2 separate regions of the Homo sapiens genome follow, and region 2 is linked to region 1. A link is an interaction called in ENCODE POLR2A ChIA-PET data of the cell type or tissue named here. Cell type or tissue: OCI-LY7. All regions are shown on one strand. Links, peaks and the distances in the headings refer to the core of each region. The heading gives the core; the rest is flanking DNA. Region 1 overlaps LOC105376196 (a long non-coding RNA gene). Region 2 overlaps ABCA1 (ATP binding cassette subfamily A member 1).

What was found. ChIA-PET counts read pairs that join two places held together with the same protein. Peaks named below come from ENCODE experiments on the same cell type or tissue, not always from the same donor. Only the 100,000 strongest peaks of a DNase experiment are listed, where the experiment ranks them.
Region 2: POLR2A ChIA-PET joins it to region 1 with 9 read pairs; 7 of 35 experiments call an interaction of 5 or more read pairs at or near these places.

What each region holds. Positions count from the first base shown.
Region 1 is chr9:104,932,652-104,938,032 of GRCh38, forward strand. All of the region lies in intron 2 of LOC105376196 (a long non-coding RNA gene), which reads left to right. Among named protein-coding and RNA genes, the nearest start is that of ABCA1, 7.2 kb to the left of the region's middle. In OCI-LY7, for the core only: no CTCF peak of the experiment used is centred there; a DNase peak (open chromatin) is centred at 2,230; H3K4me3 peaks cover 433 bases.
Region 2 is chr9:104,842,013-104,847,393 of GRCh38, forward strand. It overlaps ABCA1 (ATP binding cassette subfamily A member 1), which reads right to left. Exons shown (of 50, transcript NM_005502.4): 8 at 3,465-3,557. Among named protein-coding and RNA genes, the nearest start is that of NIPSNAP3B, 81 kb to the left of the region's middle. In OCI-LY7, for the core only: no CTCF peak of the experiment used is centred there; no DNase peak of the experiment used is centred there.

The DNA.
Region 1 (5,381 bases), core at 224-5,223:
CCTGTCTCTACTAAAAATACAAAAATTAGCTGGGCGTGGTGGTTTGCACCTATAGTCACAGCTACTCGGGAGTCTGAGGCAGGAGAATCACTTGAATCAGGGAGGTGGAGGTTGTGATGAGCCGAGATTGTGACACTGCATTCCAGCCTGGGCAACCCAGCAAGACTCAGTCTCAAAAAAAAAAAAAAAAAAAAAAAAAAAGACAAATGCCTAATAGCTGAAATCTTAGAGATTTTCTGGAGAGTGAGAAATGCCTTAAAATAAAATAAATAAATAAATAAAAAATAAGAGGGATAAAAGGACCTGCAGTTCAAATTGAGTCAGCTTAATTCCAATACACAGTTAGACACAGAAACAAATCGAGCAATCAATGGTCAAATAAAAATGTACCAGGAACCATCATTATTTGTGCAGTAGACCGTGTATTGCAGAGGCTCTCAATCAATTCAATTTAATTGGACCAATGTGATCCTCTTCTGTATTAATGTGGCTCCTGTTGACATGCAAGCAAGATTCAAAATTATTATTGCTTCTGGACTTGAGTAAGATGTTTGTTCTGTTTGTCATTGGGATCAAGAGGTTAGCCTTGGCTGGGCACTGTGGCTCTGGCCTGTAATCCCAGCACTTTGGGAGGTTGAGGCGGGTGATCACTTGAGGTCAGGAATTTGAGACCAGCCTGACCAACATGGTGAAACTCATCTCTACTAAAAATTCAAAAAAAATTTAGCCATGCATGGTGGTGCATGCCTGTAGTTCCAGCTACTTGGGAGGCTGAGGCAAGAGAATTGCTTGAACTGGGAGGCAGAGGTTGCGGTAAGCCAAGATCATGCCACTGCACTCCAGCCTGGGTGACAGAGCGAGACTCCGTCTCAAAAAAAAAAAAAAAAAAAAGTTAGCCTGCTGGATTACAGACAAGTACTGCATATTCCACTGGATTTCTAGTTGATTAGTGAGTGATAATTCTTTTTAAAAACCACCCTTCCAACCCTCTTTCCTTCAAGCTATCCCCTTAAGAGCCAAACTGCTGGAAAGATTTCATCTCTACCCCCTCCCTTTTATTAACACCTCACCCACTGCAGTCAAATTTTCACTCTCACAGCTCTGAATCTATTCTGCCCAAATTCATTAACGACTTCCTTAGAGAGAGAGAGGCCAGGGACGGGTTGGGGGGGCAAATGTGATCTCTTTTTTTCTTTTTCTTTATAAAATATTTTTAACATAGAAAAATAAAGAAAAATATCTTAAGCTCAGAAAAACCGCTTAATTGGTGGTGCTGTTGACCTCTTTTAAATCCTTAGGCTATTCAGTCTCTGGTATTTGACACTACTGACCACACTTTCCTTCCTGAAACTGATTCCTCTCTTTTATTTCATGAATCTGGTTCTCTTCTGATTCTTCTGCCTCTTTAACCACTCTTTTTCTGACTATTGTTTCTTTATAGATCTCCTAATACTGGTTTTCTCTTTTCATTTCTACTTGCTCTCCTCATCAATATTATTCACGCCCTTGGCTTCATTTAAGCCCTGTACCTCCAGCTCTTGTCTCCTTGCCAGGCTCACCCACCGTGCGCCCTATGCTGCCTGGTAGAATATCCAGCAGCATGGTGTGTTGGAGCCAGCACACAAGCTCACAAGAGTTGTTTTTGCATATCTCTTTTTGTTTGTTTGTTTGTTTGCATATCTCTACCAGCTAGCTTGAAATCGGCCAACGGCATGAATATTACACCATTGGAAATCCAATATAAATCAGTGTCGATGAAAAGAGTAAAACTCTGTAAAATATTTAGAGATTTATGGTGAGCCAAATATGAGTGATCTTGGCCCTCAGGAGACAGCCCTCAGGAGATCCTAAGAACATGCACCCAAGGTGGTTGGGGTGCAGCTTGGTTTTTAGGGAGATATGAGACTTCAATCAAATAAGTTTAAGAAATACATTGGTTCAGTTCAAAAAGGCAGGGCAACTTGAAGTGGGGGCTTCTAGGTTATAGATAGATTTAAAATTTTTCTGGTTGACAATTGGTTGAGTTTATCTAAAGACCTGGGATCAATAGAAAGGAAATGTCTGGCTTAAGATAAAGGATTGTGGAGACCAAAGTTCTCAGTGTGCAGAGGAAGCCTTCAGGTAGCAGGCTTCAGAGAGAATAGATTGTAAATGCTTCTTAACAGACTTAAGGTCTGTGTTGATGTTAATGCCAGAGAGGCATAATGAGGCCTGTCCGACCCCCACTTCCCGTCATGACCTGAACCAGTCTTTCATGTTAAATTTTAAGAGTGCCCTTGCAGAGGAGGAAGTTCATTCAGATGGTGAAGGGGGGCCTCAGAATTTTATTTTTGGTTTACATCAGGGTTTTGTTTGGTTTGGTTTTTGTATGGAAAGCCACTTGTTAACATTTATTAGGACAAAATTTTGCAGGTCATTCTACAAGTAAATCCAAAACAAACAAATTTCTTGTCTTTCCTTCAAATCTCCTTCTACCATCTGCCTTTTTAAAAATTTTCATTTAATGATATCATCATCCAGACATTCACTATGGGAAATCATAGTCATCCTTGCTTAACTTTTTCATCTGTCTCTATCTTTCTCTTCTCATTTGAAAAAGCACCAAGGTCAGGTCAAGTATACCTCCCAAATATTTTATTTTTTTAATTCATCATTTATTTTTCATTCCCAGTGTCTAAGTCCAAGCCAAACATCTGGGCTTCTGTATTGCAGAACCTCCAAACTGCTGTTCCTGTCTCTAGTTTCTTCCCCTTCCTATTTGTCTTCCCTATTGCAGTAAAGTGATTTTTTGCTTGGGGAAAAAAACAAACAAGCAAACCAACACAAAAACAATCTAATCATATATTTTCTCCCTCCAAAAAAAAAAATTTCTTTTTTTTTGAGATGGAGTCTCACTCTGTCTCCCAGACTGGAGTGCAGTGGCACAATCTCAACTCATTGCAACATCTGCCTCCCGGGTTCCAGCAAGTCTGCTGCCTCAGCTGCCCGAGTAGCTGGAGTTATAGGCACATGCAACCACATCCAACTAACTTTTTGTTTTTTCAGTAGAGACGGGGTTTCACCATTTTGGCCAGGCTGGTCTCGAACTCCTGACCTCAAATGATCCACCTGCCTCTGCCTGCCACAGTGCTGGGATTACAGGCGTGAGCCACCGCGCCCAGCCCATCCCTCAAAATTTACTATGGTTCTCCTTTGCTCACAAAGGAAAAATACCCTCAAAGTTCTGTAAGAAGACCTACAAAGCCTCTGAAAACAAGATATTGGAAGGCCTTTGAAGCCTGATCATATGACCTGCTTCCTCCTCCATCCTCTTCCATCCATCCACACCCCACCCCTTACTCACCCCCATTCTACCAACTCACGACTCTCATCATACTTTCCCATTGCTTGGAAATGCTTCCTCTCATCTCCACTCCTGTCGTCCTGTTATGCTTTTATTCTAGAAGCAGTAGGAAAGAGGGGCAGAAAAAAGAAATTCACTTCCCTCATTAAATGGAAAGTTGTGAGATAGAGGGTATATGAAGAAAGAGAGAGAGATTTTTAAGTATCCAAATTGATAGGCAAATATTACCCCCAACTCAGATCCATTATCAAGTGTAACAATAGATTCACAGAAGCAGTCAGTACCCTTAAATTTGCCAAGAAAATAATTGGACTCAGGGGATTAAAAGAAATCAAGCGCTTATTATAATAGAAGTAGTGCATCTGCGTTTCTTTCCTTATTCAGAGTACTTTTTTGACACTTAAGAATCCATATTCCTGGCTGTGATTTCTGGGATGAGGGACTGTTTTATTTCTTAGCCAGGAGCTTTTCTTTTCTCTGACATATTAATAAGAGAGTAAGTCATTAGAAAAAAAAAAAATCCTAGGAAATGTTCCAGATACTGTTTTCTATTAGACTTCTAGAGAGACAATCCTCTTTCTCTTTCAGCATTTTGGGAACGATTTCTTCAGGAGTGCATGGTTTTTCCTTTGTTGCCCTCAATAGTCTGTGTTGTTTTGACCCATCCTTGCCCAGTATTCCTTATGACTTCTGGAATTGTCTGGACAGAAGAAATACTTTTGCCTTGTCAAAGGTTAAATGTGGAGATGTGCTATGACCCCACTGTGGGAGCAGGCCTTTTATTTTCCTTCTGTATCTCCATTCTTCTGGTGACTGACGTCCAGTGAAATTAGAGCAATTTCTTAGCTGGCTACTTGTCCTGGTGTGTAAATTAGTGAGGAATGAGCTCCATTCATAGAGTCCTGGGCTTGCCACAGAGCGGACCCCAAAGCTGGTTTCCCCTTGAGTGGCTCAATTACCTAACAGAGTTCAACAGGAAGCCCCCACATCTGCCTACTCACCACTGGGATTGGAAGCCCTGGACACACTGCCTGAATGAGAACAGAAAGCTAAGTTGGGGGTGCAGTCTTAAGGTATCTAAGGAAAATAGAATAGGAGGTTGGGGAAAAGAGGGAAAATAATGTAATCATACTCATAAAAACTGAGGGTGTTAGTAGGGTGCAAAGAGGCCCAACATTCTGATAGTTTAGCAAAATGTATCAAGAGGCTTTGGTCCAGGACCAGTGGCTCATGCCTGTAATCCCAGCACTTTGGGAGGCCGAGGCATGCAGATCACCTGAGGTCAGGAGTTTGAGACCAGCCTGACCAACATGGAGAAACCCTGTCTCTACTAAAACTACAAAATTAGCCAGGCATGGTAGTGCATGCCTGTAATCCCAGCTACTCAGGAGGCTGAGGCAGGAGAATTGCTTGAACCTGGGAGGAGGAGGTTGTGGTGAACCGAGATCACACCATTGCACTCCAGCCTGGGCAACGAGAGCGAAACTCCGCCTCAAAAAAAAAAAGCCTTTGGCCCACTAATTTTACTTGGAGGAATTTATACTAAGGAAATATCCGATAGTATGGTAAAAAAAACTTATGTTCAAGAATGTTGTCACTATTTTATTGATGAGTGAACATTTTAAAAATGCTTAATCATCTGATAACAATTCTAAAATACACATTGATAAATTCACATGATAGAATGTTATATAGCCATGAAAGGTGAAAATAATGTTTTCAAAGAGTTGTGATATAGGAAACTGCTCATGGTAAATGCGAATTGAAAAAAAAAGCAAAGCTATATTTATGTGTATGGTTAACATTCAATAAAAAATAACTGTTACTATATTGATAACCTTTTTCATTGAATATATGTGCCTAGAAAAGACTGCAAAAAAAAAAAAAAAAGAAAAAGAAAAAAGAAAAAAAAAATCCCAGATAGGTGCTAACAGCAATCACCTGTGGATGGTAAGATTATAGGTAATTTTTTCATATATGTCTGTATTTTACAAAATTTATAAAATAAACACATGCTATATATATGTATACACACACA
Region 2 (5,381 bases), core at 101-5,100, 91 kb before region 1:
CCACGAGGCCCTGCACCCAGCCTGGAAAGCTCCATATGCCTAGCTTTCAACCTCACAGCCTGCTGGTTCCTGTGAGTGGCGTGGTCCAGCACTCTCTAGGTCCTAAGCTTTGCCTTCTGCCTCCAGAAGGGAACTAGGCTCTCCAGAGGTGGGTCAGAGGCCACAAGGATTTTTTTTCTCCAGAGAGGGGGCATCTAGCACACTCCACAAGAACACAATTAGGTGAGGTGGACAGCTTTTCCCAACTTTTTCTTTTCATAACCTGTACGAGGCATACAGACAGAAAGGGGACAGAGAACCAGGCCATTTTGCCTTTTGTTGCTTATTGGAACAGCCCTAGAGATTTTTAAATAACAGTGAGTCAAAACACTCACTTCTCTTTCCACAGGCAGCCTCACCACCAACCCACCACTCCCCAATCAAAAAAAAAAATTTCTTCCCACATAAAGCCAGCAAATCTTTCTAAAGAAGCACCATAAATTATTGAGTTATTCCAAACTATTGACTCTTCCCAGCACCCGTTTCAGGGGTAAACTCTTACTCTTTCTCCTACACCTCAGCTCACACTCCAAACTTTATCTGGGAAGTGCTTCCTGACTCTCAGGGAGGGATGGCTCTTCATCCTTTAGCCCACGGATGATGGTGGTATTTGAACATCATCGGTTGAGTGAATGAATGAAACTGACTTACTGCTTTCTCAATCCAGCACAATGTCCTTTGTCCTCCCTTTCCCCCATCCCAGTCTCTTCTCAACCCAACAACCAGAGTGTAAACAGTCTAAACTCTAGATCACATCATGTCCCCTCCCTCAAGCCCTCCGCTGGATTCTCATCTCACCCAGCAGGAATCCAAAGTCTTGCCAGGCCTGTATGGCACTCACCTCCTCCTGCTCTGAGCTCCTCTCCTCCCCCCACCACTTGCTCACTTTCCCTGGTCCTTAAACACATTCCTTAGGCATGCTCTAGCATCAATGTCTTTGTATCTGCCATTCTTCCTGTTCGGAGTTTCCTTCCCTCACCACAGACATGCTATCATCTCCTTCAGGTCCAACTGTCACCTTAGAGAGAGCTTTCCTAATCACCCCCTTTAAAAAAAGCACCTTCTCATGCTCTATGCCCCTTACCCTGCTTTTTCTTCACTGCATATATCCCTCCTGTGGCATTGTACACTGACCTGTTTGTTTCTGTCTCTCACCCTATACGTGCCCCAAGAAAGCAGAGAAGTTAGCGTGTTCACTGCTGAGTCCTCAACACCTAGCAATGCCAGGCAGCTGGTCGGTGCTGGGTGGACATCTGAGATGCTGCCTCCCTGTCCTCCCTTCCCATCACCCAGATGTGAAACTCAGGTCAGCTTTCATTCATCTTATTCCTCAAGTCCTCATTTCCTCCCAATTTCCAGGTTCTGCTAGTGCGTATTTTCTTTCTTGGAAGGTTCTCCTTTCTATTCCAGTCGCTACTGGAGTTTTTCACGAAGCAGGCAACAACACAGGCTTTGGAATCCAACAGTTCTGGGTTTGAATCCCAGTTTTGTCAATTAACTCATTGGGTGACTGGAAAAGTTGCCTAACCTTTCTGAGCCTTGGTGCCATCTGCAAAATGGACATGATGAGACCCACTCAGGTTTGTCATGTGGAGCATACAGGGAAATGGGTGACACTGTCTGAACCTAGGCAGCTTCTCAGAAGACATTCACTCCCTTTTTCTTTTCCTTTCAAGGGTTGTGCTTTGGTCAAAATTATCAACTTTCCACACGCTGACTGGACAAACAAGTGCATTTATTGATCTTCTCCCATTTATCTCACAGAAATAGCAAGTCAGACAATGAGTAACTTTTGATCAAAGGGATCTGGAGGTGTTCTATTGAAAGAGGCAGATGGTCCTTGCTTGTCCTGGACCAGGAGCAAGCAGGGCACAAGAAACAGCTGCCAAGAAAAACGTATATTGTTCACTTGGAGAGTTTCCACCACATCAGCAATGGGAACATCACCTGCTTCCAATTTTTTTTTTTAATGCCAGAAAAAAAAAAAAAACCAGGGCCAGTGATGTAAGTGAAAACAGCTGTAACCAAACCCTGAGTTTAGAGGCAGCCTCCCCTGTTACAGACCCTGCTTTGCTTTCTCTAAGGCCAGAAATGAACAAGGGACAGAGGGCTGCGAGGGGATCTGCAGAGCAATGCAAGGCATGTCAATGTCAGCTAACAGGGCCCTAGAGAAATAGCTACGGACTTGCAAAACAGTTTCTCTTTCTCATTCTCCCCCTGGAAGAACCCCAGTTGGTCCAGCTTCTCTACCTAGTAAAAAAGGTTACCAGCCTTCATAACCAGGGTAACAAATGGCAAGCTGAAAGAAGGCTTCTCCTCTGGAAAAGGAACCCAAAAGTCAGACCTCATCAGTCAGAAACACGTGAGCAGAATTCAAAGAAAGAAAGTAGAACAGGACAGGAAGAAATACACTAACGTATCAATAGTGTTTGATCTCAGCATTTTTGTATTTTCCAAGTCTTCAGCATTTTCCACAATGAACATGCAATACTTTCATTGTTAGAAAACATAAAGTTCGTTTTTGATATTTGAAAAAATGATGCAAGCACCAAAAAATGGGTAGGTTAGATACAAGCACCAAAAAAAGAAAAACGGATTAGAGAAGCAGCTAAAAATAAGGGTGGACCAAGTCTGAGACAATTTCCCCACAAATTATTATTTTCCAATATCCTACACGTTAAAGTCTGTATTGTTTGTGAGCACTGCCCCCTGGCTCAGCTTCCTATGCTGGGGGACACCAGACAGTTCCTCGCTTCCAAGCCTAATTTGAGACAAGGCTGGGAGTCAGAAAGGTGGAGTGTGCACTGGCTGGGAGTCAGAGCTAACTGCTTTTGCAAGTGCCTACAGGCCCTCTGATCCTAGGACAGAGATTACTCTGATACATTTGTCAACATGTGGACCTAAAAGGCAAACTCAACTTAATGTTCATTAAGAGACCATATTCCCATAGTTGAACCTCAGAAGCCAGATGCTTTCAAGGGAAAGGGCTGAATTAGGGGTACCACGTTATTCCTGTTAGTTAGCAAGCATGTGTGTTGGTAAAATGATTGGCCTTGCTACTGAAGAAGCAATATGGAGAAATTGCTGGTCAGACAAAAGCAGTGCATGGGCAGTGGCAGAGATAATTCTCCTCTTTACAAATGTATGATTACCTAGGGGCAAAAAGAAAAAATGGAGAAGGTTCTAAACTAGATATCCAGCTGTTAGCCACTAACCAATTAGCTCTGAGACATCTATGAGTTTTAGGTTTCTTCATTTCTAAAATAAGGAAATCAAAACATTATTGTTTACATCACTTATACTTTGAAAATTGATATTACATCCCATGTGATATTCAACTCAAAAGGACCTCTTGCCAGACTCAGGAATGAAAATACTGATACAGTGGATGATCCGCTTCCTGGTACTGGAAAGACACAACTTACCTCCTGGGCCAGAGTCCCAAGACTATGCAGCAATGTTTTTGTGGCTTCAGCCAGCTCCTTGCTCGGGAAGGGAGATGTAGAGTTTAGTGTTCTCTGTAATGAGAAAGAAAACTTTGTTTCTGAATTCAAATGTAAACCTGAAATCTCTATTGGAAATAAACAAGTGAATTAAAACTGTTCACAATCTTGAGTTTAACAAACAAGAAACCGACTCCTAACCAAAACTAAAGACACTACAATTATTTCTAACTGTAAGTTTGCATTTTGTTCATTTTCAAACTCATTCTTTGATTAATGGTTTTAAATGAAGTAGGAATATTGTACTTAAAACTAGTTAATATGCAATAGATTAAAAGGATCTCATGTGGGCTGGGGGGATGTGTCCAATACAACTCTGACCGCAAATTCCCAAATCTGTCTGCGTCTGCAAGATGGGTAATACGGGAATGGCTTTGAGAAACAAGTTAATGACGGCTCACAAGAAAGGAAGAAAATATAAAGTTTAAAGCTGTCAAAAATAGGGAAAGATGGAATTCTGTCACTCTGTTCAAGTCAGCACTGTTTCTAACACTGGAAATTGAATGTAGAACACTTATTTTTACATCGAGTTTTAGTCAAATCTTTATATGTACCAATTCATATATTTAATTGCTGTTATATGTCACCTAACTGCACAGCAGATATAGGACAATAATTCATTAGAACAGGGAAAAGATAAATTAGGGCAGAAAGCATAAGCTAAAGAAAAAAAAGAACAATAATTTACAGACTGTGAAGTCAGAATTGCTATAGCTGAGGAGCCTCAAGTTGGGTTCTGAGTGTTCAGGCTTCCAAAGAGAAAAAGACGTGAGATCAGTTTCTTCACTGTTATTTGTCAAGCAGGAAAAAAGTATCCAGGGAAAATCCACCTTTCTTGATGTTTCTATGAGCATTGTTTTATTCAATATCATATCAGACATCTCTGAAGTTTAGAGAAGGTTGGGCTATTTTGACATTTGTCATATCAGAGACTGCTGTGAAATTATAATGTAGACTACACAAGAAAATGTCTAGAAGTGGCTGGGACTCACTATCTCTGAGAAATAGCTGCCTGGGATGTTTTCTTTCAAAGAGAATTCCAAATGCAGAAGGGATTGAGTATCATTCTGATCATCACAATATCCAAGCATAATCCTCAATGTGCATTTCTAAGAAAACCTGCCTAAAGGTTCTATGAAAGAACTTGTCCAGCTCATTCATCTCTTCTGGAACGGGTTCTTCACCAGAGTCCCAGGACTCCCACATTCACAGTCCTCAAAGGGACCTACGCGGTCTCCCTTAAACGTCAGACTCAGATAGGCCTCTGTGATACGCAGAGGTGTTCATGATTGTTCCTTCCATAGAGAGTAATTCATGAGCAAAAACAGGTGAGGTGTTTTGTTTCTACTTTCTCTCTTTGGGTTCACTTTATAACTAAAGGTTAACACACTAGAAGCCGAACCTAGGGAGAACTTGCCTGGAAAACTATTACAAACACAAACTGAGAGATCTTAATTGAAAGCTATAGGAGGTAAAGTGTTTTTGTGTTTACCGTTAGGCCTACAAGATGACAGATGTTCAAGACAGCATAGCAAAAACAAAACAAACCCAGGACAAAACAAGAAACGCCAGATCCACATAACCTAAATTTAAGAAAAACTTAAAAACGTGGTAGTTAATCCACTTCTTTTATAAGGACTCAATGGAAATAAGATTGTTAGGATTCTTGTCACTCACTCTCCCCCGCCACCCTGTGCCCCAATTCTCCAGTCATGGGAACCTGGGGTAGCTATAGAACCCTGGGCAAATGACTCAAATTCCCCATCCTTCCATTTTCTCGACTATGCAGCAAAGTTTAAAATGCTGTGCACATATCACAGAGTTTTTATAAGCACTAAA